4 separate regions of the Homo sapiens genome follow, and all the other regions are linked to region 3. The links are chromatin contacts, found by Hi-C or POLR2A ChIA-PET in ENCODE. All regions are on one chromosome and are shown on one strand. Each heading gives the region's core, a stretch centred on a gene start or an enhancer-like site at or near the end of the contact. The rest is flanking DNA. Distances are from core to core; before and after follow the strand shown. Region 1 overlaps THADA (THADA armadillo repeat containing). Region 2 overlaps THADA (THADA armadillo repeat containing). Region 3 has its middle 20 kb from the start of TRI-TAT2-1. Region 4 overlaps THADA (THADA armadillo repeat containing).

Region 1 (7,542 bases), core at 162-2,661, 630 kb before region 3:
GCACCTCTTTGTGTATATGTTCACAGAAGTGTCTACTTTTACTACTAGAATGGGCACATCAAAACCAAATATTGGTATCTTATTATGTGTGAGTAGGAGAGTGAGAGTAGCATTGTGTATACCGCCATTTTCATCTCCTTTAATCACCTCACTCACTGTGCATGTGTGTGTGTGTGTGTGTGTGTGTGTGTGTGTGTGTGTGTGTGTGTGTGTAGATATCCTAAATACGTTTTTTCTACCGATGTGGAACATTCTATCCCACTTCATAGCTGTCTTCCTGGCCTTTGGCACGTGTGTGCACACACACACACGTATATAAAATTTAGTGTTTGATTCCTTCAAAGTATAGGTGTTAATGTATTCAGAATGCTGTGTAAAATTTTTTATGCCAGACCTAAATTTTATTCATGCTTTCAATGCCTGTACTTTGTGTATTTTTAAAAGCTATTTGCATTGTAAGTTTGAAAGTGAGTTATGTTCTCTGGTGTACTCTTAGTATCTTAGTATCTTGAGTGTGTTGAACTTAATTGTAATTTATACTAATTTCCTCTCTATTCCTTTCATCTCATCTTTAAAGTGCTGAGGGAAAGGAAGAGGACTTGGTGGCAAGAGCCAAGACAAAAGAACAATGTGTGTGTAATTTGTTCAGAAGGTACAAAGTTAGATTTGTGATTTGTTGATGCATTATCTCATTTCTCAAGTAATTCCACTAAGTAGGCACTATTATTCCCATTTTATAGAAAACAAAATGTAGTGACAGAGCGAGACTCTGCTTAAAAAAAAAAAGAAAAGAAAAGAAAATGTAAAATTATTTAGCAAGGTTGAATGAATCACCCAAGGTTACACTGCCACTGTGTGGTATTCCTCTGGTCAGGCTGGTTCTAGACCTTTGCTCTTTCTCTACTTTGCATTTCCTCATTCCCACCCCACCACAGAATAAATAATCTGTGGAACATGGTTTCACATTCTATTCCATGATGTAGTAGCAGCCTTTTCTAAAATGAAATGCTGTGCATATTATTATTTTTTAATTGCCATTGGAAGTAGGCTGAATGTAGTCAGATAAATAGTATTTGAACTGCCTTAGTTTATGTGGAATATTACCTTTGTCTGAATGCATGACTTTTTTTAAACTTTTAATGTGATTTTATAATTTAGATGAGTATTTGCCTTAACAATGATGAGTTTTGCACATTTTTAAGACTACTTGGAGGTATTTATATACCTCAAATATTTACTAGGAAGTATCTTTGCAAGGTTAGGTAAAACATTTTACCAAATGAGTTTCAATGAGTCTCTGTTGGGAAAGGTTAAATAGCACTGTAGCGTAGTCTTTTGGCAATCGAGCAGTTCGTCTGCACAAATAACAGTGAATATAATTGATGGTCTTAGTAATAAGGTCATAAAGTCAAAAAGAGCTACCACAGTGTGGTCAACGTTTTGACCATAAGGAACAGAATGTAAAAGTTGGTTAGCTGGAAGGATTTCCTGCCTCCTTAGTAACTATTGTGTCTCTGTTTCCTTAGTCATAGCTGAATTGAGAAGAAGAGAAAAATCTTTTAATTCTGCATTTAGAATTGATGTTTTTCAGATTTACATAGTGGAAAGCGTGTTTGGATGAGTATAAGCCAGAACCTAACCTATCCTTTGCATAAATGCCTTTCTGCAATACTGCTTATTCAGGATAGGCTTCTCTTGTGTCTTCTTGTTAGCCTGCTCTCTAACCCTTGTTTTACACATTATAGCATTTAATATGCTCCTGTTTTTAACTGACAGAATTACTCTTTGCATTGTTGTGTGTGTTTGTGTGTGTGTGTGTGTGTGTGTGAGAGAGAGAGAGAGCGAGAGCACGTGCTTATGCAAGAGAGAAAGTGTGTTTGTATGACGGACAGAAGTACTACAGGCATACCAAGAAACAGCTGCCACCTAAAATTTATAATCAACAATAGAAAGAAAAATAGAGATTTTTTAAAAACGGGAATTCCGTAGAAGCAGGTATACTGTAATATAGGGAACAGATGGAAAAAAAGTAAGTTACACTCTCAGGGAGGTGAGATGAAATTAAGAGCAATCTGTGAATAAGAAGGAGCTTTAGAAAATTAAAAAATATGATAGCCCAAGTAAAAATTTCAGTACATACTAGGGAAGACAGTAAAAGGACACTGCCAGAGATTGACCTAGAGAGAGGGAGATGGAACATGGGAGAGAAAAAATAAGATTAGAGGATTATCAGGCAGTTGAACATTCAACTTACAGAAGTTCAGAAAGGAGAGCAGAGCAAAGTGAGGGCAGAAAATTATCAAGTAGCTTAAGAACATGTAGAACTAAAGAACATGAGTCCTAGTACAGTGAATGAAAAATGATTCACCCCAAGACTCGTCATTTCCAAAATTTTGTGAAGTGAGAGAAAAAAAAAACAGCTCATATACAGAGAATTAGGAATCAAAATGACAGTGGACTTAGAAGTTAATGGAGCATTGCCTTCAAAATTCTGAGGGCATATGATTTGCTTCTTATTCGTATTTAACTTAACTGTTAATCACACTTGGAGCTAAAATAGAGTGTACTTTTATTTTAAAAGTTTTCTTTTAAATTAAGGACAAGGAAAATATCTTTCTCTTTCTTTCCAGGACATACATGAATACAGCACCTAAGTATTTTTTAAAAGTTAGTTGCCAAACAATATTGTTTAACATAACCATGTATGTGTAATTTAGTGTGTGTGTGTGTGTGTGTGTGTGTGTTTAGACAGGGTCTCCTTCTGTCACTGAAGCTGGGGTGCAGTGTTGTGATCTTGGCTCACTGCAGCCTCGACCTCTTGGGCTCAAGAGATGTTCCCACCTCAGCCATCCAAGTAGCTGGGACTACAGGCTCACACCAACACACCTGGCTGATTTTTGTATTTTTTTGTAGAGATGGGTTTTCACCATGTTGCCCAGGCTGGTCTTGAACTCTTGGACTCAAGCAATTCTCCCACCTCAGCCTCCCAAAGTGTTGGGATTACAGGCATGAGCCACTGAACCTGGCTAATTTAATGTTTTTATATGTGCATAGAAAAGGTCTAGAATGGACAAAGTGGAATTTCTCCTTCTACTTACTTATTTGTATATTGCTTGTTTGTTTTAATGAGTGCATATTAATTGCAATTAATAGAATATAACTAAAGGGAAGAAAAGAGACTTGATTTATTTCTTCATTTATTTAAAAGAAAAAAGTTGGCAGGCCAAGGCAGGAGGATTGTTTGAGGCCAGAAGTTTGAGACCAGTTTGGGCAATATAGCGAGACCCTGTCTCTATAATAATTAGCCAAGCATGGTAGTGCATGCCTGTAGTCCTAGCTACTTGGAAGGTTGAGCCAGAAGGATCACTTGAGCCCGGTGAGCCATGACTGCTTTACTGCACTCCAGCCTGGGTGACAGAGCAAGACACTGTCTCTTAAAAACAAAATGTAGAAAGTGCATGCTATGTTGTTCTCCTCTGCTGGGTGCTATAAGAAATATAGTTGAAGTAGCAAACACAGCTTCAGTCTTTAAACGATTTTGGGTCTGGCTATTAAGCGGAAACACATATGTAAGGGAATGACTCCCAGCTATGTTGAAAGTCTGACTCTGTGTAATTTCAATGTACAGGCTGCTCTTGGGGCCAAGCAAATTCCTTTCCAGGGTCTGCAAGAGGTGGCAGTCTACTAACTTCAGAGTACTTTAAAAAACCAGCGTTTGTGAGAAAACCAAAAACAGGACTCTCATCTTGGAATATCTAACTTAATAAATTTCATTTGCATGTATACAGAAACCAACCTACTTACTGCTGCCAGCCCCAGGAGCCAGAGGTTAGAGTTTTTAATAATAATAGCAATAATGAGTTATACTTATTCCAGATTAGTTTTCTAGCTCTCAAAAAAACAAATGGCTAAGATGTCCAAAATGTTCTTTTCACAACTCTACCAAATGCTGGCTTTCCCTCTCCGTCTGGAAATCCAGCCAATCTGTTGAAAATTATCCTATTATTTGAGTACTTCCAGGCAGTTCTTCAGAAGGAAGACTAATTCCTGCAGTCTGAGATGGATGTCCACTTCTTAAGGGACTCTTTTCCATACTTCTGCAGCTGAGGAAAATCACACCTTGTATCCTGAGTCTTATTTCTTCTAATTGTGAATTTGGGAAAATATGTGTATACCAGACATCACATCATACCTATAGACAGCATTGTGTCTTAATTGGGAGTGTAACATTTGCCTGGTGACTACTTGGGTTTTTTGTTTGTTTGTTTATTTTTCTTGTAAATAAGTCTCAGCCTGAGTGTTCACAGACTTACAAAAAGCATCGGTTCACTGGGGAAAAGTGAAGCATTTAGCCTGAATAAGAACAAATACACACACTCTTTTCTGGTTTGATTTGCACGGGAGTTAGATGTTTTTTTGGGGGTGGGTGGAGGGTAGTAAGGGATATTCTAGTATATTAGGAAGAGTCTCTTAATTTGAATACAGGAGAGACAGGAGACTTATTGGACCCAATGGAATTATCTGTGGTCCAGTGATCTCCAAAAATGCTTTGTAACAGCAGATGATTAGATTTTAAAAGATCAGTTTAGCTGGCAGTTTGCCTGTTCATCTACTCCCATAAATTCAGTGGGTGGGCCTGACTCAGTGTGTCGGAGTAGAAGCTCAGGTGAGGAACCTTAATCTAACCTGACCAGGCTGATTGACAGCAGTGGAGAGACTGCCATACAACCAAACCATGGGGACACATGAACTTCTTTGGAAACTGGCCTGTCTGGGTCACAGTGTGTCCTCTGCTTGTTAAGAAGATGCCTGGCACAGCAGTAGTTAGATTACTTGTAAAATAGAAACCTTGGAATGTCTAATGACTAGATTGGGAAATAAGATAATTGGATTCTAGTTCTGTATTTACCTCCAAGCTGTATTTTGATGTTGGGAGACTCACTTCATTTCCTTGGGTATCAGTTTTCTCATCTGTAAAAGGAAATGAGTACAGTCATTTGAAAATACTTCTAGTTTTATTATGTTCCTTGAAATATGGGACTATTGGCACCACCCCCTCACTTGAACAATATGAGTTGGCATATTAATATTAATCTTAGTTAAAAGTGTTAGCTGAACAAAATGATAGAAACAAAAAAAAATTATTTGAGAATATTGGACCTTATGCTAAATTAGTCTATTCACTTTTAATGAATGAAAGAGGAATTGTTGGGCAATTTCTTTTTTCTTTCTTTCTTTCTGAGATGGAGTCTCGCTCTGTCACCAAGGCTGGAGTGCAGTGGTGCTATCTCAGCTCACTGCAACCTCTACCTCCTGGGTTCAAGTGGTTCTCCTGCCTCAGCCTCCCGAGTAGCTGGGACTACAGGTATGCGCCATCACGCCCGGCTAATTTTTGTATTTTTAGTAGAGACAGGGTTTCACCACGTTGGCCAGGCGGGTCTTGAACCCCTGACCTCAGGTGATTGACCTGCCTCAGCCTCCCGAAGTGCTGGGATTACAGGCGTGAGCCACTGAGCCCAGCCTGTGATTTCTTGATAGTATAGTAGATGAGACAAATGTAGTACTGTTTGAACTGTTGGCATGTTTAGTACACATTCCTGACTAAGGTTATGTGATGCTCTTTAGAATTAACAAAGAAGAGTTTCTGTAATCTTGTATATATCTTTAGAGTCAGGTTGATTAACATGGAACCCCTATGGCTGAAAAAGAAGGGGCAGGATTTGTGGGAAGTTCTAAAAAAAATAGCAAGAAGATAGCAAATATTTACTAATGCCTCCTATGTACTAGACACCATTCTGGGTGCTGGGATCAGAGCAGAAATTAGATAGTCTTTAGTCTCAGGGAGCTAACATCCTAGTGAGAGGAGATGGACTTTAAACATGTTTCAGTAAAACAACAGTAACTGTTAATGTTATGAAAAAGTAAAATTGGTATTGTAGGGAATAATGGACAGTGGGGGATGGAATGTGCTTCTGTAGGTTGGAAAGATAGGGATAATAGGAAATGAGGAAATAAGGAGTGTGGATAGCTGTTCAGAGTTTCACTTTAGAGTTTCTAAAGCCATCAAGCTCTAAACTTTGCCTCTGGAGCTCGTGGTGGCAGTTCAGGATCTGTGCTTGCCTAAGGATAAGAGAGAGGCCAAACTGTTGATCACTTGCCTCAATCCTGCTTCAACCAGAACAGCTCTGGTTTCTTTGTTTTAATTTAATAGCATATTTTTTATTGTGGTAAAATACACATAACATAAAATTTACCATCTTAACCATTTTTAAGTATATGGTTCAATGATATTAACTATATTTATATTCTTGTGTAACCATTACCACCATTTATGTTCAGAATTCCTTTTATTTTGCAAAACTGAAACTCTATACTCCTTAATAACTCTTCATTCCCCTTTTCCTCCAGTGCCCCAGTAACCACCATTCTACTTTCTGTCTCTATGAATTTGACTGTTCTAGCTACCTCATAGAAAGGAAATCATACAGTGTTTGTCTTTTGTGACTGGCTTATTTATAGCCACCCCTGCTGTCTTCCGTTACTATTTATATGGAATATATTTTCCCATGATTTTACTTTTAATCTATTTGTGTCCCTAGAGCTAAAGCAAGTCTCTTGTAAACAGCATATAGTTGGATCATGTTTTTTTTTATCCATTCTGCCAATCTCTTGTCTTGTGGTTGGTGAGTTTAATCCTTTACATTTAAAGTAGTTACTAATGAGAGACTTACTTGTGTAATTTGGCTATTTGTTTTCTATATGCCTTATAGCTTTTTTTTAATGTTTAGTTTATTTTTTGCTGTGAAATGTTTTAATTTCCTCATCATTTCCTTTGTGTGTTTGTGTATATTCTATAACTATTTTCTTTGTGGCTGCCATGGGTTTCAATTTAATATTCTAAGGTTGTAACATTCTAATTTGAATTTATACCACCTTAACTTCAGTAGTATACAAAAACTCTGCTCCTATATGGCTTCGTCTCTACCCCCTTTCAGTTACCGATGTCACAGATTTATATCTTTATACAGTTGTGTCCAAAACATTAGTAGTTGTTTTATTTTTGTGCATAAATCTCTTAATTTATGTAGAAAACAAAGTATGAAGTTATAATAATACTGGTTTTTAATCTAATAATAGTTTTTAAAAATATGCTAGTCTCTTAAATTTTTGTAGATTACAAAAAGTGGAGTTATAAACCAGAGTTACAATGATCCTAGCTTTTGTAACTCCCCATGTATTTCCCTTTACTGAGATCTTTATTTTTCATGTGACTTCAAGTTCCTGTCCAGTGTCCTTTTATTTCAGCTTTCAGGACTCTTTTTATATTTCTTGCAGGGCAAGTCTAGTGGTACTGAACTCACTTAGTTTTTATTTATCTGGGAATGTCTTATTTTCTCCCTCACAGTTGAAGGACCGTTTGCCAGGTATTGGATTCTTGGTTAACAGGTTTTTTTGTTTGTTTCTTTCAGCACTTTGAATATATCAGCCCACTGCCTTCTAGCCTCCAAAGTTTATAAGAAATTGGCTGATAATCTTATTCAG
Region 2 (7,105 bases), core at 1,036-3,535, 570 kb before region 3:
GAAGGAGGAGGGTAGGCCTCTGTGAGCACTTGGAGCCTGTTTGGTACAGGCCAGGCTCTGTTTCCTCAGCCAGTTGTTGAGACAAAGAACACTAGAGAAAAACAATTTGTAAATGTGTATAAAGGTTTTATTTTCAAATTATTCCACCTGCCTGTCTTCTAGGCATTTTATTTTCATGCATTATTTCATTTAAACTTCACAACAGCCCTATGAAATGAGCACTCTTCCTTTTCCCCATTTATAGAAGGTACAAACCTAGGTTTACTGACTTATCTAAAGTCACACACTAGTAAGTGTCAGAACTCAGATGTAAACTTAGGTCTGCTGGATTCCAGAGCATGTTCTTAAGTCCCTGTCCTATGCGCTCTGTGATAAAGAACTATGAAGACCCTGTTTCTGTTCTCAATGTCATTTCAGTCTAGCAGACATGATGATGCCTGAGAGCTACTGTGGGGAAGGTAAGTGAGATGCACTGGCTGCTATGGGAGAGCTAAATATGCAATTGGAGTAGGCAGAGGGAAGGAAGTGATTGATTCTGATCACAGAAGGTACAGTAAAGTTTCACAAAAAAGGTAGTACCTTAGCAGAGGCCAGGCATGGTGGCTCATGCTTATAATCCCAGCACTCTGGGATGCCAGAGTGGGAGGAGCACTTCAGGCCAGGTGTATGAGACCCTGTCTCTACTTTAAAAAAAAAAAAAAAAAAGAAAAGAAAAAGAAAATTAGCTAGGCCTGGTGGCACCCAACCGTAATCCCAGCTATTCAGGAGGCTGAGGTGGGAGGATCACTGGAGCCCAGGAATTCAAGGCTGCAGTGAGCTATGATCAAACCACTGAACTCCAGCCTGAGTGACAGAGCGAGACCCTGTCTCTAAACAAAAATGTAATACCTTAGCATAGTTCAGAAGATGAAGAGGAGTTCCCCTCTTCATTACAAGAGTACAGGAGTAAAAGTACAAGAGTAAAAGGACATTACTCTAGTGAGAATGAACTGAAATGTGCAAAGGCACTAGTTGGCTTGCCAAAACATACATAGAAAAAAGATTTTTTGAAGGTAGTATAATCCAGAGCTTCAGCCTGCTGTGTGTCACCCAGCCTTTAGAGATGGCCTATTAAATAGGGTTGTCTCAACTTTGGGTTGTCAGTAGATGACCATTTCCCAGGAGCTGACAGCTGTGCTGTAGGACAAACAGACCATAATGGCATGGCTGGCATTCTTGAGTAACTTTAGTGAGAGGTTTTAGGGGGTGTGTTGGGGGTGTGGGGTCAGGGTCAGACATAGCTTTTTTGAACTCATACCAGCTCTGAAGATGCAAACCGCTTGGTTAAGTAGGGGCATCTAGAGCAAGTGGATGGTCCTTTTCATCATTGACAGAAGTTTGGGGCCTCTGTTTTGCATATGGTATAGCCTCACCTGAAAAATAAGAATCAGGGCTGGAGGTGGGCCAGGAAATGGGGAGGAACTGGGGGAATGTTAATTATGTTAATGAGGTAGGATGGAAGGGGATATTGGCTGGATCCTGAAGCCATTTGGAGACTTTGAAGCCTCTGGTTCCTGTGACATGCAGGGACTCGCCCAGTGCTACTGAGCCTTAAAGTTCCCTCAGTTCAAAAATACCTCCCCAACATTGCCTACAAAGTTTCTTTCAGCCACTCTGGCTTGTCAGATTTAAATGAGGTACCACATATAGAGCCTGGTCTTTAATAAGTGTTCAGGAGATGTTAGCTATTATCAGCATCATCTTCGTTGTTCTGCTTCACGGTCTACAAATTAGAGACTGATTGGTTCTCTAAGTTGTTCATACCTCAGTGTGATTAGGTTGAATGTTTGGAAACATTCGGCTTTTCCAAGGCTCTGGGGATTTTGAGGCAACTGCGTTGTAAAGTCTTAGAAAGACTGAATTTTGTAGGTAGACAGACCCTAATTAAAATGCAGGCTTTATGCTAGTTTTATGACCCAAAGTATGCTGGGACACCTCACTCTGTTCATCTTAAAATAAGGTTAATGACACTGACCTTGGAATGAAGATTAATGAAATAATTAAAATAGTGTATCAAAAGCACATAGCCAGTCCTGGCACATACTAGTGACTTAATCTCAGTTTCCTTCCTTTTGTCTGGGTGCCCTGAGGGGCAGTTTGGGTTCACACAGGGAAAGGCACAGGCCTGGGAAAGGACTTCTTTCTTGCCAAACCCAAGCGCTCTCTGCCTCTCCGCCGCCTCTCCCCACTTAGGCAGAGCTGGGCATGATCACCTAGACTAGTACTCCCACACACAGGAGTCACACTTACACAGCAGCAGCAGCTTGTGTTTACTTCTCATGGCCTGAGAATCATTGGCTGGTTCTTCTGTCTTCCACACTAGACTGTAGGTTGCTTGTGGCCTAGGCAGTGATTTTCTCTCCAGTTCTCTGGTACCTGACCAAGTGTGTGCTGTGCTAGGTACTCAGTAGATGTCCCTACGGATGTGTGTGGGCAGAGACAGTTTTGGTGATGTATAGCCACTTACCTTTGAAACCTTTCAGAAAAAAAGAACAGATTGTGAGAGTAGATATGAGAGGAGAACACTTAGAAAAAGCTTAGCCCCCACTCTGTTAAAGGTGGTAAAGTTAGCATGATCTCAGCAGAATGGTCCTTTTTTTGCTGAGAATAGTGCATTCTGAACTCTTCTTGGTTCCTCAAGTGTTAAGTCCAAGTGTGTATTTCACCCTCATTTGAAGATCCTTCATCTGTTGCAGAAAATTGTCTCAGCTCTGCCTCCCACTTCACTTTTCTGTGCCACTCTTCGGCTGTGAATGTCTGCATGGGTACCACCGATTTGTGATGAGCAGGCTGTATATCGCCTCTAAGCTGGTGGTTCCCTGTGAGCAGTGTTCTTCACTGCTGTGTCACATGCAGCAGAACACAAACCTGACAGCCACATCGTGTGGTCATTGATGTATGCAAAGGAGCAGCAGGAGGTTCTCCACCTGGGTCTGGGAAACTCCCCCCACAAGGGTTTTGGATGTGTGTCACGAACCTGAAACTGTGTGGGAAATTGTGTGCATATGTTCATAAATATATTCCTCTTGTGAGAGAGTCCATAGTTTACATTAGTTTCTGAAATATTTTCATGATCCTTAAAATTTTTTTTAAAAAAAAAAACAACAAAAAACCACTCATTTAGAAATTTTCCAAATATGTGTAAATTACAGTTTGTGTTTTTGTTAGCTAGGAGATATTTTTATGCTCCCTTGATTTCCAGGTGTGAGCTACAGGTTGGGTAGCCAGAGAGCTCTGGATCACAGTCTGCCGTGAGCATTGCTTACACTTAGCCCTCAGAGTTTTCACTGAATCCTTCTGAGCTTCATTTTATTTTTCTTCTGTTAATTTAGGTTTATAATGCCCTTTTGTCTACAGGAATGTTGCATAGTAAAGAGATCACAGGTGTGCAGGTGTTTTATCAACTGTCAAGTGCTGTACAATTGTGTGATGCAAGTATTCCTATTAAAAATGTATCATGTCTCAGCTGGGCATGGTGGCTCACGCCTATAATCCCAACACTTTGGGAGGCTGAGGCGAGTGGATCACGAGGTCAGGAGATCGAGACCATCCTGGCTAACACGGTGAAAGGCCGTCTCTACTACAAATAAAAAAAATTAGCTGGGCGTGGTGGCAGGCGCCTGTAATCCCAGCTACTCGGGAGGCTGAGGCAGGAGAATGGCGTGAACCTGAGAGGCAGAGCTTGCAGTGAGCCGAGATCACACCACTGCACTCCAGCCTGGGTGACAGAGCGAGACTCTGTCTCAAAAAAAGAAAAAGTGTCATGTCTCATGTCACACAGTATTGAGGACATGGTAGGCAGTCAATAAATAAGTGATTAAAATGAACATGGAAAGGGTTTATTGAAGTGAGAGGGCTAGAGGTTTTAAGACACTGGTGTCTGTGTACCTTGCAGATTCTGTGGAGAACCTAGTATTCAGGCCTAGAACATAGCTTAGGGCTATTAGAGGAACTGATTTTCAAGGAATGTTAAAAGTAGAAATGACCTTCGAGACCTTAAGTGTATTTGTTTTATTTTATGGAAGACACTGAGACTTAGAGAGACAGAGGCTATCCGATTTATTTCAGAAGGGCTTGAGACTCTTCCTCATCACTTTTAATAGTGGCCAAAAAAAGACCCTCTTTGCCTTCATATTATCAACATGTTGTCTTACCTTTTTAAAACAGCACAGAATTCACCACATGGTCTTAATTCTCTTTTTGGGGCTACTCACAGGCCTGTAATTCTGGAGTATACTGATGCTATTACTGGACACTGGCACAGTGCACTGTAAAAACTTGGAATTTCTGGAGCCCTTCCTTCTTGGAGTGTTCTCTTAGACATCATGTCAGACCACTAGGTGGAAAGCATTGCCACCATTCTTAACTGTACTGAGACTCAGAGAGGTTACTGTGACTTGTCCAAGTCACAGAACTCAGTGTCCAAAGCAGAATGAAAATTCAGGTGTTCTAATTTTCTATTCTCTTAACCGTTAGATTCTAAATGTTCTCATCAGACCCCCTCCCTGCCGCCAGTAGGCGACAAAACAGTAACCTAGAAATTTTTTTTCTTAGTGTATATATTTATATATATATATATATATAAATTTGTCTATGATCTAATCTTTCCACCTAAAGAATTTGCGATAGAATATTTAACCATTGCTTTATAATGAATGTTACTTAATTAAATATTACTTCAAGAATTGGCTTCTTTTTTGGTAATTGCATTACTTTTTTGAGGAGAGGTTTTGTTTTGCTTTTTAACCTGGTTGTGTGCATTTGGAAACCACCCTAACACAGGGTATCCAAAAGCAGAAAATACTGGCACTTTTCCCCCTTTCCATCCTTCCTCTTGTATGGATGCCAGAATCCTTTGGGAAATCATCATTTACAAAAGTCAGGAGCAAAAGGAGGGGCATTCTTTAGTGTACAGTCACTGCTAATTGGAAACTAAACATCTGTAACCATGTCAGAGTTATTTGTATTTGAAAAGAAACATTTATATACAAGAGCCCTTTCGGTAACATAAAACACAGTGTAACACAAAGTGTGTGTGTTGGAGAGGTCGGGGACAGACAGAAGGGGAAGCTTCCAACAAATGACTGCCTTACTAAGTGAGGTCATTTGCTAATTAAATTTCAAAACATTTTCAGAGTTGTTTTTTGTTTTTTTGTTTTTTTGTTTTTTGGTCAAATGAAGTTTCTCCCCGACCCCCACCCTTACCATTTCCTATAGGCCAAAGCAAACATTTTTCTGCATTTGCCAATTACAGATTAAACATTTAATCACTTAAAAAGAATAAGTGAGAAAATGGATGAGTTTTGGGAACTGTCCAGGATGAGTTGTGGGAACTGTCCAGCTACCTACTGTAACCATAGCTCTCTGCTTTCCCACAGATAATGTGAGGTGACCTCTTCTCCATCCTGAAACTATGTGCTGCTGGACCTACCCAATAGACGTAACTGTCTTGGGGGAAAAAGACACATTTTTTTTAAACACCCCATACTTCTTTTTCCTCTTCCCCTGCCTCCCCCAACACCATGATGAAATTCTGCTCAGGCTATTCTATTTGTACAGAAATTGTATCTGTATTTCTGTTGGCATATTAGAATAAATGTTGGTGATAACCTCTAGGGTGTTAGAAACATTGCTATTGTAGGGCCCTGTCCCTCTACTTACTGAGCCAACATGGCCATGTAGCCCTAATGGCCTAATTCTTACCAAGTAATTCCTTTGTAAACACAGATTAGTTTTGAAAACAGTCAAGAGGCCATCTCTTTTCCCCTACAGAGTCTACCGTCTTCTGACCTTCCCTATTCTTGTGATCTAAGATATTTCTGTAAGTTGAGTTACCTTTTTAATTGGATGAAAAATCATGAAGTCTTGAGCGTTCTAGTAAAGAACTTAGTTAAGCTGGTACTTAGCATATTGGACTTTCCTCTCAATCAATCTCCTATCTGTGAAGGCTTTAAAGTGCACAGTTTCAGCAAAATGGTTATGGCCTTTAAGTTTCTGATTGTTTGTGAAGTTGAGAGGCCTTTAGATGACCTGCCTTTACAATGACCTTTCTAGAATCTCAAAATAACTTGTCCAGGACTTTCACTATTTAAGAACTGGCTTTTATTCCCGCTCTTTGGGTATGAGTCAGCCCAGAGTCAAGGATTTGGTGATTTGAAGGTCCATCTCTTGTTCTCTTAACAGTAAGTTCAGACCATGTACTATGCTATTCGTAGCACTCCCCAGTATGGCCTGACCCACTTCTCAGCCTTAACTTCTACTGTTATTCATGAACCTCTGCGTTATTCAAACACATCTACCTAGACCTTGAGTATTTTTAGCCTTGCTTTATACCACTTTGCCCCTGGTTGAAATGGCTTCAGATCTTTCTTGGCCTACTTGAATCATGCTTGCTTTCCTGAGTTCCATCCTTCTTCTGAGTTTCTATAGTCATAATGTCAAGGTCACTTGCTTCTCACTTTTCCTATACTGTCTCGTACTTTTGGTCATTTTTTCAAATGTACTTTTCCTCTGGCCAACCAAAGTATGGGCTCTTCAAAGACAATGGTGACTGTCTTATTTTTTATGGCACTTATCATGGTGCTTTTGCTTATCATAAATACCCAATAAATAGTTAACAAGTAAGTTGTTTTTTGCTACTACCTGTTTATTGTCTTATTCCCAAGCCTGTCTACATTTAATCTCCATGATAAAGAATTATAGATGCTAGCAATGTTTTTAACCAAAGCAAAGTCACCTGTAGAACTAGTGCAGATACAAAACATCATTTGGGATAAGGAGCAGCTCCTGTCTCCCCCTAACCCCTGGATGTTCCAGGCCATGCTAGATAGAATGTAAGTATATACAAAGTCACAGATGTGGAGATGACTATTGAATGGTCTTGTGTTTTTATTTCTCCCCAGGTGTGGTCACTCACCTGTCTACCACTCCCGTGAAATGGCAGCTCGTGCCTTGGTCCCATTTGTTATGATAGATCACATTCCTAATACCATTCGAACTCTGTTGTCCACACTCCCCAGCTGCACTGACCAGTGTTTCCGGCAAAACCACATTCATGGGACACTTC
Region 3 (7,059 bases), core at 3,744-6,243:
ATGGCTTGAGCCCAGAAGATCCAGGCTGCAGTGACCAGTGATTATGCCACTGTAGTCCAGCCTGGGCGACAGAGCAAGACCTTTTCTCAAAATAATAATAATAAAAATAATAATAATAATTAAAATTTTAAAAATCCACCCACAGGCAATATCCAGCACTCACAGAAGACAAGCAGGTGGGGAAACGACCAGGGATCCTGAAACCCTCAGACAAGGCCAAAACTTGATTTAGCCACTAGAGGTAAAGACAGAACTGGCCTCCTCCCCAAGTCCCTCAAAAAAGTGGGGGCTATAAACCTAACACCTGGACAGGTGCAGAATCAGAGCTGTTTGGAAGCCCACTCACCAAGAAAATACACTATCACATTTGACCAGTTAATCTGAATGCTAGGAGTTTCTGCAAGGCTCAGACAGAGCCTCTGGCTCCGCACGTGTGTGCAAGGATCCCACGTCAGTTTTGTGACCATGGAAGTGCATCTACTTGTAGGTGGGAGATTTCTTTTTGCCTGGGTGAAGGTCTATGACTGAGACTGTGTGGAAGACAGTGGGTGTCTGTGAGCAGAATTGCCACTGGTTACATGTGCAGGCTCTGAGGCCGGACTACCTGGCCTTGAATCCCAAGTCTACCAATTACTGGCTTTGTGAGCTTGAGTTGACCTCTATGTGACTCAATTGACCTCTATGTGGGAGTAAATAACTATACCTGTCTCATGCAGTTGTTGCAAGGATGAAATTACATAATCCTTTCTATAGTGTTAGAACAATGCCTATGATATAGTAAATTACCAATAGGTGTTAGTTATAATTATGATGTGTGACTGTGTATATCCGCATCTGCAAATGTAAATTCAAGTGTATCTAGTAAAGGTATAGGGGTGTCTTTATGTCTTTGTTTATGAAGATATACTCATCTAAGTGTCTGTGTCTATGTTTCTGTGTGTCCAATGATAAGAACAACTGGCATCTATTGAGTGCCTTCTGTGTCAGGCATTAAGTTCTACAGGTATTCACATGGAAACATACACATACGTGGATGTAAATGGCAAGTACACATCCAGCCTGATTTACGATATCATAGGCATTGTTCTAACACTATAAATAGGATTAAGTTTGGGAGGCCGAGGTGGACATGTTTCTGGGGGGTCCTTGCTCCCAGAGCTCCCAAGATGGTGGCAGGTGGCTTCCAAAATGGCAGCCGGCTGCTTCCAAGATGGTGGCAAGCCTAATGTTCTCTGACCTGGGGTTCTTGGCCTCACGGATCCCAAGGAATGGAATCTTGGGCCATGAGGTGAGTGTTAAAGCTCTATTAGAAGCCATGGGTTATGGAAGAGAACCGTGGAAACCAGTGACTAGTGTTCAGCTCGATCAGGATGAACCCGGGCACTTAGCCATGAAGGAACAATGGCAAGCCTTTAGCCCCATCGGGAGTGGCAATGGGTGCCTCGCTGGATCAGGAGCACAGCGGACACCCTGTGTCTGGAGGGATGGAAGTCAGCGGCGGGTCTGCCATGGCGGCAAACAGCAGTGGTGGACGGCGAGCGAAAGCTCAGCTCCAGCCGTAACAAACACAGACCAGAAGAGAGTGCTGTTGCAAGATTTAATAGAGTGAAAACAGAGCTCCCATACAAAGGGAGGGGACCCAAAGAGGGTAGATGTTGACGGCTCGCATGCCTGGGTTTACATCCCGATCACTGTCCCTCCTGCTGTGCTCTCAGGAGACAGATGATTGGCTATTTCTTTACCTCTTGTTTTTGCCTAATTAGCTTTTTAGTGAGTTATCTTTACTACCTGATTGGTCAGTGTGAGCTAAGTTGCAAGCCCCGCGTTTAAAAGTGGACGCGGTCACCTTCCCAGCTAGGCTTAGGGAGTCTTAGTCGGCCTAGGAAATCCAGCTAGTCCTGTCTCTCAGACGGATCACTTGAGGTCAGGAGTTCGAGACCAGCCTGGCCAACACGGCGAAACCCTGTCTCTACTAAAAATACAAAAATTAGCCGGGCATGGTGGCAGGCATCTATAATCCTCGCTACTTGGGAAGCTAAGGCAGGAGAATTGCTTGAACCAGGGAGGCGGAGGTTGCAGTGAGCTGAGATCGTGCCACTGCACTCCAGCCTGGGTGACAGAGCCTGACTTCGTCTCAAAAAGAAAGGATTAAGTAATTTCATCCTTGCAACAACTACATGAGGTAGCTATGGTTATTTACCCCACCCCACCCCCACATCCAGCCACATGTGCCAGTGAGTACCTGTAAGTGTGGCCATCTGCCTCAGCCCTGCCCAGTAAGACCCCCTTCCTGAGGGAGTCACGTGAGGGAAAGCAGTGAATGAAACCCACCACCAGCCCCTTCCCCAGGTTCCCTATTGGCTTGAATTGCCCATGTCACATTTCCTCCAGTAGGAAAGGACAAATGAGGAGCCTGGACAAGAGCCCACCAATCACAGCCTTCCTTTCATCCTATGAATTGGTCTTGCCTTGGCCCCAGGCTAAGAGCCTCCTTTTGAGAGTCCTTGAGCTCTGCAGGGGTTCCAACTGGGCCACGCCATCTTTACATAGGGGTGTGATTTTTTTTTTCTTTTTTCTTTTTTTTTTGCTGAGTGGCATCTACTTCTGACTCATGGCGTATCCTCCCTGGAAGGACAGATCCTAACACCAGCAAGATAGTGAATTCTCCTTGTGGATAAACCCCCCATGTTTTATGTGTTATGTCTCCTCTGGTTGCATTCGCCAATGTTGGTAACATTTGAAGCTTAAAAGGATGATATTTGAAAAATTTTGGGCCAGGCACAATGGCTCACGCCTGTAATCCCCATACTTTGGGAAGCTGAGGCAAGGGGATTGCTTGAGCTCAGGAGTTCAAGACCAGCCTGGGCAGCACAGCAAGACCCCATCTATTGAAAAAAAAATAGAAAAATTAGCCAGGTGTGGTGGCACACACCCCTAGTCCCAGCTACCTAGAGGCTGAGGTAGGAGGAGCACTTGAGTCCACGTGTTCAAGATTACAGTGAGCTATGATCGCACGACTGTACTCCAGCCTGAGCAATAGAATGATATCCTATCTCTTAAAAAATAATAATAATAATTCTGTTGCCCGGGTTGGAGTGCAGTGCTTTTCTCTTTTGCCTTGATGGGTACATGATCTTCATCTTCATTGGCCTGAGGCATGCATCTCTGCTTAAAGAGAGACCAGGATTAATGTTTGATATAGACAGAATGCACAGAAGAAAAAATGTGGTAATGTTTGGTATTTGACATGCAAAATAGGATTATGCTGCAGATCAAAAGTCTTCTAAAGCAGGCTATTCTTTTGAGAGCATGTTTCCTGGATTCCCTCATCCCTCTCCTTGGGTGTGGCCCTGGAATTTTATGTAATGGATGACTGAGCAAGAAGAGGAAGAGTGTTGGTCCCCTCCTTCCTGCCCAGGGGATGGTACGAAGGGGATTAGAAGGATAACAAGCAGAGCCAAGCACTGGCCCACTCACCCCTCCCTGAGAGAAAGAAGCCCTTGTCCCCAACTCACATTGGAACTCTGGGAAGAAGTGGCATCCCAGGCAGCTGCAAACCAACTCGGCCTCTGCCTCCAGCACCAGGGCTCCCCGGTAAGGGAGAGGCACCACTAAAGTTCAGCTTTCAAAGCCAACTTCCATTCCTGTGAGCCAGCAGCCCTACTGGGGCCATGGTGGCACAGCTAGGAGACTTGGTGGGGAGGAGGGGCCCAGGTGCAGGAGGGCTGGCCAGCCAGGGGCGCCACATGGGCTCTAGTCAGATCAGGAGGGACTGGACCATGAGTTTCATAAACTCAGCTTCTAGTATGATCAGTGGCCAGGAGGGACAGGGGACCTTGCTGGGTCTAGAGGACACCACACCCCAGGATCCCAACTCATGCCTCCTACCAGATGCCACACAAGCTGCCCTTGACTGTCTACAAAACCCCAACAGCACCACAGTGGGAGAAGCTGGGCAAAGCAGTCTGAGAACTAAGCATTTTATCCAAGAGAAATTAATAAGATCACTTAACAAGACCGGCTAAACTCTCTGGCCCCAGGATGTTCAAATCAAGTTGAAAATTTCATTGTTTTTCTCGCTTATCATCAGGCAGGGGTTGGAAGAAAGGCCAGATTCATTATAGACTCATAAATAAGGAAATTACCTTTTTTTTGCACAAATAAATTATAGAGTGAATTAAGTTTTCAACTCTGTTGCACACACAAAAATAGAGGAATTCCTGCTGCCCCACTGCAATGCTGGCTGACTTTTCCAACCAAAGACAAGGACCCAAGCCTTCTGGATCCCCAGTTCCCTCCTCCAGGTGGTGGGGGACACCGTTGTGGCAGAGAGAGGTAAGGTCCCCCTTCAGCCTAAGTGGTCACATTAGCCCTCTTGGGCTCATGCACCAGATCCTGCTCTCCTGGCTTATCTGTGTTTCTTTGAGGGGAGGAATGAGATTTTCATTTTCTTTCCAGGCCCTTCCCATTCAGGGCATTTCAGATCCCTCCTTCCCATGACCCCTGAAATGAATTGGGTGAAGAATGGTCCCCTGCCCTACACGCTGCATGTCTGGGAGAGGCCAGAGGTGGAGCCGGCACATGCAAAGGCAATGCTGCCACCTGCTGGCGCCACGAAGAGACACAGCAAAGGTGGGCAACCAAACCCCATTAGCCCTGGGGGAACTGCACAAGGATGTCTTGCAGCTGAATGGTACCTTTTTCCAATGCAGCTTCTTACCTGTTCCCTCATTTAGTCATCCAGTATGCCGGCTGGAACAAGAACATCATCCCATTTTATGGACGAGACAACTGACACCCATGAAAGGGCAGAATGCTGACTGAGGTCACATGTGTGGGGATGGCTTGAAGGCAATGCTCAGTCTCCTGCTTCCCAGCCAAGAGTTGTGTCCCCTCGTCAGTGCTCAGATGAGGTGTCTCAGAAAACGAGGGACCCCTATGAACAAGGTTTACGGGGCCATCCTCAACATCCAGGGAGGAAGAGTGAGGGCGGAGGGCACCAAGCAGTAATGCCCACCCTGCAGCTGGCTCAGGGCCTGATACACGTGTACAGCAACTCTGTTTCCCAAGGGTTCACACACCTTCCACACAGATTTTGTGGGTTTTTTTGTAGAGAAGGGGGTTTGTCCTGTTGCCCAGGCTGGTCTCGAACCCCTGGGCACAAGTGTGATGTTACTTTTCGATAAAGATCTGGAAGAGCTGACTCCTGCCCTAGGCCCGTGAGTCCTAATCTAAAAAACAGACGGTGAAAGAGGCAAGAGTCATCTTCCCAAATGGCAGCTGCAGGCGAAGTAGGTGGGGGGAACTCGCAGACGATGTTGTGTGGTCAGCAGGTGTGAGATGACCGGGCTGCATCCTCTCCCGCTGGGTGCTCAGCACTCGACTCTCCTCTTTGTTCCTGGCTCTTCCAGCCCAGGTCTTCATTTGGCGGAAACAGCCTGGAGGACAGAAAAAGTGCCTCTTCTCTGCCCGAGACCCTTCCCACGCGCACACGCCATGGGGAAGCAGCTCTTCCCTTTTCCCGACGTGGGAGATGACTGGGCCGGTGGGAAATCCCATGATTCCCCGGCAGCGGTCCATGTCCCTCCTGACAGCGGTCAGCGGTCAGCCTCACTTCCAGGACTCTGCATTGTCCCAAGCCTCCTCCTCTCCAGACCTTCTTCGCACCTCTCCCCGCGATTCTTGTCCTGGTAGGGTCCAGGAAACGCTGAAAGCTACGGATAGGCCCCCACGTTGCCCCGCAGGGTGCGGATGAAATCGCTGTCGGAGGCTGGTCCTGTGGCCGGCCCTGCCTGTCTCCTGGACCGAGAGGAGCCTTCTATGGCAGAGCCGCAGCGCCACCGTGTGGTAGAAGTCCGTCTGCACGGCCAGAAACGGCGGCTCAGAGCGGGCCCACAGAAATCCTTGTAATAGTCCACTGTCAAGGCCGGTGCTAGCGACACGGGAGTGGCAAATGCACCCTCTTGCCGTTCCCGGTGTTTGGGCCTTGCCTGTGACGGTGGGAAAAGAAAATGGCCTTGCTGTGCTACAACCGGGGCTGCGGTCAGCGCTTCGATCCTGAGATCAATTCCGATGATGCTTGCATATGCCACCCAGGTGTTCCAGTCTTTCACGATGCATTAAGGATTGGTCTTGATATAAGAGAAGAACAATTGATTTTTCTGATTTCTTAAGCATTGTAGGCTGTACAAAAGGTAGACATAATAGTGAGAAGCCACATGAGCCAGTCAAACCTGAAGTAAAGACTACTGAGAAGAAAGAACTATCTGAATTGAAACCCAAATTTCAGGAACACATCATTCAAGCCCCGAAGCCAGTAGAAGCAATCAAAAGGCCAAGCCCAGATGCACCAATGACAAATTTGGAATTAAAAATATCTGCCTCACCTGATAAACTTAAACTGTCATCAGGGAATGAAGAAGATAAGAAAGAAGAAGAGGCCAAGCGTGGTGGCTCACGCCTGTAATCCCATCACTTTGGGAGGCCGAGGCGGGCGGATCACAAGGTCAGAAGATCAAGACCATCCTGGCCAACATGGTGAAACCCCGTCTCTATTAAAAATACAAAATATTAGCCGGGCGTGGTGGTGCACACCTGTAGTCCCAGCTACTTGGGAGGCTGAGGCATGGGAATTGCTTGAACCTGGGAGGCAGAGGTTGCAGTGAGCCAAGATTGCACCACTGCACTCCAGCCTGGCAACAGAGCAAGACTCCACCAGAAAAAAAAAAAAAAAACAAAAAGAGAGCAACAAGACTGATGAAATTAAGATTGGGACCTCATGTAAGAATGGAGGGTGTTCAAAGACATATCGGGGTCTAGAGAGTCTAGAAGAAGTCTGTGTGTATCATTCTGGAGTACCTATTTTCCATGAGGGGATGAAATACTGGAGCTGTTGTAGAAGAAAAACTTCTGATTTTAATACATTCTTAGCCCAAGAGGGCTGTTCAACAGGGAAACACATATGGGCTAAAAAGGATGCTGGGGAAAATGTTCCACGTAGAGAGGACTGGCATCAGACTGAAGGTGAAGTTACCATTTCAGTATATGCTAAAAATTCAC
Region 4 (7,326 bases), core at 530-3,029, 600 kb before region 3:
GCTGGTCTTGAACTCCTGACCTCACGTGATCCATCCGCCTCGGCCTCCCAAAGTGCTGGGATTACAGGCATTAGTCACCGCACCCGGCCATATACATAATTATTTCATGAGAAAAATGTTTGAAGGAGGAGTGCTTCACTACCTAAATGTGAAATCTTTCATGTGTAATAATTGTTGTTTCAGTGATATGGGAGAACCAAATCGTCATCCAAGCATGTTTCTCTTACTTTTGGTGTTGGAGAGACTCTACGCTTCCCCGATGGATGGTACTTCTTCTGCTCTCAGCATGGGACCTTTTGTTCCCTTCATTATGAGGTAGTGTCATGCTGTGTAGAAATTGTCTAGGTTGGCGTGGGAGTTTTACGGGAATATTTTATCTTCTTCTTATTTCAGAAACTATTTTATATATATCATATATATTTTATATATATATATTATTTGTTTGTTTGTTTGTTTTTTGAGACGGAGTCTCGCTCTGTCGCCTGGGTTGGAGTGCAGTGGCGCGATCTCGGCTCACTGCAAGCTCCCCCTCCCAGGTTCACGCCATTCTTCTGCCTCAGCCTCCGGAGTAGCTGGGGCTACAGGCACCCGCCACCACGCCTGGATAATTTTTTGTATTTTTAGTAGAGATGGGGTTTCACTGTGTTAGCCAGAATGGTCTCGATCTCCTGACCTTGTGATCCGCCCACCTCATTCTCCCAAAGTGCTGGGATTACAGGCATGAGCCACCGCGCCCGGCCATATTATATATTTTTTTATATATGTAAACCTATTGTATATATTAAAAACTATTATATATATAACTATTATATATATTATATGTAAAACTTTTGTATATAACTATTGTGTGTGTGCGTGTATATATATATAACTTGTATACACACACACACACACACACACACACACACACAAACTTTGGGAGGGGTCTTGTGAAAGCAGAGGCCTGGGTTTTCCTGCCATTGCCCCCAGTGTTTCAGAGTAAGGTGCTTATATTGTGGGTACAGGATCTCATTAGAACCTGTGTAAGTAATGTTTTCTTTGAGCCCTGTCTGCTCCAAGGCAGGTGGATGGTGTTGATAGGAGATACTCCTTTTGAAAGACATAGCCCCATGTTTGCGTTATTCCTGTGTTGAGCCTGGCTAGCACGGAGCAGGCTTGGTTCTGGTATGTATCTTCTGTCCACGGGTTCGAGAGGATGTCAGGACATCTGCCTCTTCACTCTGGAAGAGTCTGCGAGCCGGTGCAATGGGTGGCATGTAAATGGTAATGCCATGTGGCATGAATTCCCACTCGTCTTCTCTTTTACGTTTGTAGTACCTGAAAAAAGCCATGAATATAGAGTATTCATGAAATAATATAACAGGGTTCTCTTCTTTTAGAGCCTATTACCACTTCTTGTGTTACATCTTTTCAGGCATTTGCCGTCTTCTGATTACTTTGTTCATTTTGGATCAAAGGCCTAAATATGTAGGCCTCCAAGAAGTATTAAAATTTTCTCATGAAACCTTTCAGAAGCCTATCATATTAGTTAGCTATTACCTTTCTGCTTAGCTCTTGACAAAACAGTACCTTCATTTTTGTGTTTCTACCAAAAATTGAAGTGGATTTGGAGCAGAAGGGTAAGAAACCAAACTCAAGAGAGTATTTCTTATGTATGTAGTGTCCTAGGTTTCACTTCCTTGTTTCACAGAGCTGACTTATGCATTTTAATGTGAGAAAACCATTAAACATGAGGTTCTGGCATGCGCTTGCAGAGCTATTTGTTTGCGCCAAGCCTTGGCTGTGGCTGTGTTATCTTTGATCACAGAGATGACTCAGGCAGACTGGTTTTTGTTTCCTGATATACAAAGTTACCAGTCTCCTTCATCTGGCATTTGGTGATTCATTTTAGGAATTTGGGTGGTAAATTTTACTTTCAGGGGCCTTAAAAATTGTTCTTTCATGAATAAGTGGAAAGAACTAAGAAATGTTTTCAGAAAGTTGATGCAAGGAGGAAAGGCATGTGCACAGAATTGCAGTTTACATTAGAAACAGAGATTTGCTTTAGAACCTGTGCTCTGTCTTAAGAACATTGAATTTGTGGAAGCTTTTTACTACTCAGTCTGTTGTTCATTGCATCCTAGAAATAATAAATTACTACATTGAAAGTACCTTTCAGTGGTACCTGAAAGTACCTTTCCAAAATGTTGCTTAGTTTACATATAATCAGAATGCTGATACTACTCATTATATTCAAAGTATCCATTATATAAAACAAAGATTGCATTAATATAGAAAATTTAAATATTGCTTTGAAGCCAGTGTACTTAGGGCATCATTTGTTAACCTCTAAAAATACAAAGTAAGAAGTTTGCAATCAGTCTGTTCTTCCAGTGAAAGAAAATGCTGCGGTTGTAGTTGCTTTCTTCCAGTAAGTAAGGTGCTTTATGAAGTAGATTCATAGAACATCACCAACAGCAGAAGTGCCACCAACCAAAATACAAGGTTATTTTGGTGTAACAGAAAGAGCACATCTATCACTCTTGACAAGCCCTGCACTCTTGGGTTCAAATTGTAGCTCTGTAACTGCCTTGCTTGCTCTCTGAACCTCAATTTCCTCAACTTGCAAATGAGGGTGATAACACATCTTCTGAGAGTCACTGTAAGCAAAATGTCCTGTAAGCAGAAGCACCACCCTTGATTCCTTAAGTACAGAGCCTAGGCTCTGACTTATTGACTGTCCATGTGTGTTATAGAACAGTGTTTCTAAAACTTTAAGATGTAAACATATCACTTGGCTATCATATAAATTCTGATTTCAGTAAATCTGAGGTGAGGCCTGAGAGTCCGACTTCCAAATGGTCTTCCAGATAATGCCACTGCTGCTGGTCTGTAGATCACATTTTGAGTAGCAAAATTAAACTTGGGATATTAAATTTAATACCATCACACACACACACACACACACACACACACACACACACACACATACAATTTTAACAAGCTAGACAGTAGTAGCTTATTAAAATTGGTTAGGCAGTTTAAGGAATTTATTAAGAAGTAGATTTTGACCCAGGAATGCAGAAAACAAGAAAGAAAGTGTTCTGAGCAGAGAAGTCAGTAGGAAGTAGACCAACCTTTGTTGAGCCCCGTCTTTCTGCCAAGTATTGAACTGGTCATTTTACTTACAGTGACTCTGAGAAGAGGTGTTATCACCCTCATTTGCCCGTTGAGGAAATTGAGGTTCAGAGAGCAAGGCAGTTACAGAGCTAGAATTTGAACCCAAGAGTGCAGGGCTTGTCAAGGGTGTTAGATGTACTCTTTCTGTTATACCAAAATAACCTTGTTTTTTGGTTGCCTTTTGAGTAGCCAGTAACTTAGCTACACGGAATGGACCTATAGGGTCTGAAATGTATGCAACTGAGAGAGATGAGGAGCCTATATCCACAGCTGCTGTATCTGAGTACAGGCTGTCTTCTGGATATAGACGTAATGTCTCTACCAATGGTGGGATCTGTTCCTTATTTTGCTTTTCCTGTAGGAAAAGTGACTGATTGGATTGGTTAACCATGTGTGGCACATGGTGACAATCGCCTGGGGTTATAGGACTGGTTTGTGGCCAGATACAGTAGAAGCCTGGCTCTTCTTTCTTGGCCACCTTCTGTGGTAAAGTGGAAGGCCCTAGATTTAGTTAGTTTGGGGTTTCATCAGCCTACCACAGGGAAAACCCATGCTACCCCAAAATGTTCACTGGCGAGGTGAACTATAAACAGATTTTTAAAAAGCAGTGAATGTGATAAAACTGTATGCATTTGATTTAGATGACCTCTGAGAATATTATTCATGAAGAAAGTGGAAGGCTGATCATAAAACCTGTCATTCCAGGCAGTGCTTGTGGTTCTGATTGTGGTAAAGAGTGGGCTGTTTTGACTTGGGGTAATAGCTAAAAAGATGGATGGGTGTATGCACAGTGGGTCAGCAGTGTTTTATTTTTGTACCGTTGTTAAGGGTAATTTATGTACTTGGAAGGGTTTTCATCAGGCTCATGGATACTATGAGTTTGGCCAAAGAAAAAAATTTCAGTTTGTGGGAGTAGTGCAAAGGTTGCTCTGACTGCTAAAAGTGAATTGCACAATGAGAAGAAGATTAAAAGCGCCAACAAGAGCTTTTTGTTTCCCTTTGATTTATGTGTACTTACCTGCTATTTCCTTCCTCTCTGTAAGGTATTTATAAGTATTATATGTAGTTTTACTCCTTTATCCCATGTTTAAGAGTATACCTAAACATATATGCCATTATGATTGTTGCATCCTCTTGGGACAGAACTTATAATGTCAATCCCAACATCTTGTATACAACTTTTAAAAAATCCAGTGTATTTTATGTTCTGATGTTGTGCTGCATCCAGATACAAAGCCCTTTACCATGTGAATGTGATGCTTTCAATTTAAGACCATTAATTCATTCTTCAGTTCAGGTACCACAAAGCAGAATAATTCATGCTTTAAAAAGAACCTTGACTGGCTCTCTGAATGCAGCTCACCAGGGCCTGCTTCTCTGGGCTTTCTAGAGACTAGAAAGTCTTTTCAGAGGCCAAAAAGTCCCTGGGCATACATCTCTGAGTTCCCTTTCACAAGCAAGTTTCAAGTTCCAGTCAAAGAGCTCTAGGTAACCACATATGCCTCAAACCTAGGACCATAGAATCCTGAACAAAGGCCCAGGAGAGCTTAGACGAATCAGGTCTCAGAGGCCGAGGCGGGCGGATCACCAAGTCAGGAGATCGAGACCATCCTGGCTAACACGGTGAAACCTCGTCTCTACCAAAAATACAAAAAATTAGCCGGGCATAGTGGCAGGCGCCTGTAGTCCCAGCTACTCGAGAGGCTAAGGCAGGAGAATGGTGTGAACCCAGGAGGCAGAGCTTGCAGTGAGCAGAGATTGTGCCACTGCACTCCAGCCTGAGTGACAGAGCAAGACTCCGTCTCAAAAAAAAAAAAAAAGAAAGAAAGAAAGTAAAGCTACTTATTTGGTAGGTATATGAAGTCAAAAGACTGATGCTGGTGACATAGCTTCAAATGCTGGAAAGTCCAAGTGAAAATTCTTTTGAGGAGATAGGGAAAGAATCTCTTGCAACTTTATAGCATGATGCTTTATGATTATGCTGTTAATGGCTAAAAGTAGCCATAAAAAAAATGAAGGCAAGCTAGATTGCATGCTTATCAAATTTGTGAGCAAATTAAGATTCAAAATAACCTTCAAGCATAGGACTGACAAACACAAATTCAGGCATAAGACCATTACCTCTGAATGGGGAGGAAAGGGGTGAAATTGAGGAGCCATGTACTAGAAGCTACAATTTTATTTGTGATGTGTTCTTAAATTGGGCATTGGGCAAATGCTTGAATGTCATCCTATTCTCTAGATTCTTTTCGTTGTTGTCATCATTTTGTATGTCTGATGCAGTTCATCATTTAAAAGTAAGATTCGAAATAGCCTGGACCAGCCTGGGCAACATAAGGAGAACCTGTCTCTACAAAAAATTTTAAAAATTAGCCAGACTTGGTGATTTGCGCCTGTAGTCCCAGCTACTTGGGAGGCTGCGGTGGGAGGATTGCTTGAGCCCAGGAGGTCAAGGCAGCTCAAGTGAGCTGTGATTGGGCCACTGCACTGCAGCCTAGGTGACAGAGCGAGACCCTGTCCCCCAAAAAAGCCTTGAAAGACTGGATTGATGGGATGAGACTATCAAGATAACATTTAATAGAGATATATATCATTCTGATTTTTTAAAGAAAAGTCAAAATTATATACATACAAAATGAGGGCTATCTGGCTTCATAGCAGTTTTTGTGGGGGAAAAAATATCTTGGTGAATGAGATATCCTGGTGAACCATGAGAAAGCAGCATGACACTGTTGCTGCTTCCAGATAGTGGAGGCTGTAGTCCCCCTGAACTCTGTTGGTTAGCCTAAACCCACATTATTCTCCTTATTATTCTGTTCTGGGCTCCCCATTTTAGGAAGGTCACTGAAGAACTAGTATCTGTCGAGGGGAGGTGACCAAGATGAGGAGGAAACCAAACATCTGGAAACAGTTAGACTGGAGAAGACTTAGTGGCAACATGATAATGGTCTTTATATACTTGAGAGACTGCCATATGGTAGAAGGCGCATAATTTCTCTTTTTTGCTCCCAATGGGAAAATGGAAGATAGATTTCAGCTTTTAATTTAAAGAAGAATTTTGTGAAAATTAGTATTCTCTATCAAGGAAAAGAACATATTTCCATAATACTGAGTTTGCCCATCAGCAAAAGTGTTAAGTTTTCAAGGAAAACTGATCACATGTTGAGCATATATCTGCAGCGCACCTGAGGTTGGACTGGATATCATCAAGGTATCTGTTTGGCATGCCTTATTTCAGAATAGGTGAACAACTCAGCTGTGGATTCTGAATGTTCAGTGAATGAAATGATCAACCTGCCTCTAATCCTGTGACAATATTTGTACATTTTTGTTTATGGGTCCTTCGATCTCTCAAAGAAAAGAAGTTGGGATGCCATTCTTGGCATGGCCCAAAAAGTCACAGTGGTTTGCTCTTAAATGGCACCCTCCAGGAATTAATCTACTAAAATTTAGCATTTAAGTAACTTCTGTAACTGTGTTCTGGATAGTTCTGAAAACATATTTTTGGCCTATGAGATGTTATGTCTGAAAAGCATTCTTTATTAATTTAATTACCTTTTTTTGTGGTTCCTGTATTTTTCTCCATTCCAGATGTTGGCTTAAGCCACATTTTCTGACAAGCAAAAGAACATCTGAGTCTTTGAGAAGTCAGAGATGCTTTTCTAAAGAGTGGTTATAGTAGATAACTCTTTATTGTCCCAATTTCCCAAAGTATCTTGAACAGAGTTGCCTGGAGAGAGAGTACAGGGGTCTCCAAGCCTTGCTCATTACAAGTAGAAACACCTGAGAAATAGGGCTTTGCCAGTACTGTTGACATAGAACTTCCTGCCCTGGCCAGCACTCTACCTGGTCTGTGGTTACTACTAAATTCCATGAGGTTCAGAGAAGGGAATTATAGGAAAGGAGTATGCCCCCACCCTTCCCCCGCTGCCCAGCCATCCTAATCTGCTAACAGTTGTTGGGTGAAAAAAGGGTTCTGCTATCCCATAATTCTGTGGAAACCCTGGCCCCTTGGTTTCACTATGTGACTGTCTGATACCAGGTCAGGCTTGGGACCAGATTGTTGAGGCACAGGTGTTCAGTGCTGCTCAGTTTTCTTCTTTGCTTATAGGCCAAACTTGCAAAACATGTAAATGCCCCCAGTGTTATCTTCCATGGGGTATTTGT

The links. Hi-C counts contacts between places; a loop is a spot of excess contacts on that map. ChIA-PET counts read pairs that join two places held with the same protein, here RNA polymerase II (POLR2A). Pooled maps may share reads with other maps.
Region 1: a pooled map shows a loop between it and region 3 (2.5-fold over the local background). The contact joins two enhancer-like sites. A Hi-C loop is called at or near these places in 1 of 168 maps with a recorded cell type or tissue (Caki2) and 3 of 50 pooled maps. POLR2A ChIA-PET finds 5 or more read pairs at or near these places in 3 of 52 experiments (GM12878, IMR-90 and activated CD8-positive, alpha-beta memory T cell).
Region 2: a pooled map shows a loop between it and region 3 (3-fold over the local background). The contact joins two enhancer-like sites. A Hi-C loop is called at or near these places in 1 of 168 maps with a recorded cell type or tissue (endothelial cell of hepatic sinusoid), 2 of 37 single-sample maps with no recorded cell type and 4 of 50 pooled maps.
Region 4: a loop to region 3 is called in a pooled map, with 2.8 times the contacts of the local background. The contact joins two enhancer-like sites. A Hi-C loop is called at or near these places in 3 of 168 maps with a recorded cell type or tissue (CD8-positive, alpha-beta T cell, endothelial cell of hepatic sinusoid and naive thymus-derived CD4-positive, alpha-beta T cell), 2 of 37 single-sample maps with no recorded cell type and 10 of 50 pooled maps. POLR2A ChIA-PET finds 5 or more read pairs at or near these places in 5 of 52 experiments (CD4-positive, alpha-beta memory T cell, GM10248, activated CD4-positive, alpha-beta memory T cell and 2 more).

Annotation. Positions count from the first base shown.
Region 1 is chr2:43,449,805-43,457,346 of GRCh38, reverse strand. All of the region lies in intron 26 of THADA (THADA armadillo repeat containing), which reads left to right. Among named protein-coding and RNA genes, the nearest start is that of THADA, 140 kb to the left of the region's middle. Within about 2 kb of position 1,411, at least 4 of the 41 ENCODE cell types and tissues checked have a DNase peak (open chromatin) inside an H3K27ac peak, as active enhancers do.
Region 2 is chr2:43,397,976-43,405,080 of GRCh38, reverse strand. It overlaps THADA (THADA armadillo repeat containing), which reads left to right. Exons shown (of 38, transcript NM_022065.5): 29 at 6,942-7,105. Among named protein-coding and RNA genes, the nearest start is that of LINC01126, 170 kb to the right of the region's middle. RefSeq lists enhancers at 2,608-2,797, 2,878-3,127. Within about 2 kb of position 2,285, at least 5 of the 41 ENCODE cell types and tissues checked have a DNase peak (open chromatin) inside an H3K27ac peak, as active enhancers do.
Region 3 is chr2:42,826,570-42,833,628 of GRCh38, reverse strand. It overlaps the pseudogene CHORDC1P1. Among named protein-coding and RNA genes, the nearest start is that of TRI-TAT2-1, 20 kb to the right of the region's middle. Within about 2 kb of position 4,993, at least 7 of the 41 ENCODE cell types and tissues checked have a DNase peak (open chromatin) inside an H3K27ac peak, as active enhancers do.
Region 4 is chr2:43,421,089-43,428,414 of GRCh38, reverse strand. It overlaps THADA (THADA armadillo repeat containing), which reads left to right. Exons shown (of 38, transcript NM_022065.5): 28 at 184-315. Among named protein-coding and RNA genes, the nearest start is that of THADA, 170 kb to the left of the region's middle. RefSeq lists enhancers at 1,796-1,855, 1,876-1,965, 1,120-2,319, 2,358-2,437. Within about 2 kb of position 1,779, at least 24 of the 41 ENCODE cell types and tissues checked have a DNase peak (open chromatin) inside an H3K27ac peak, as active enhancers do.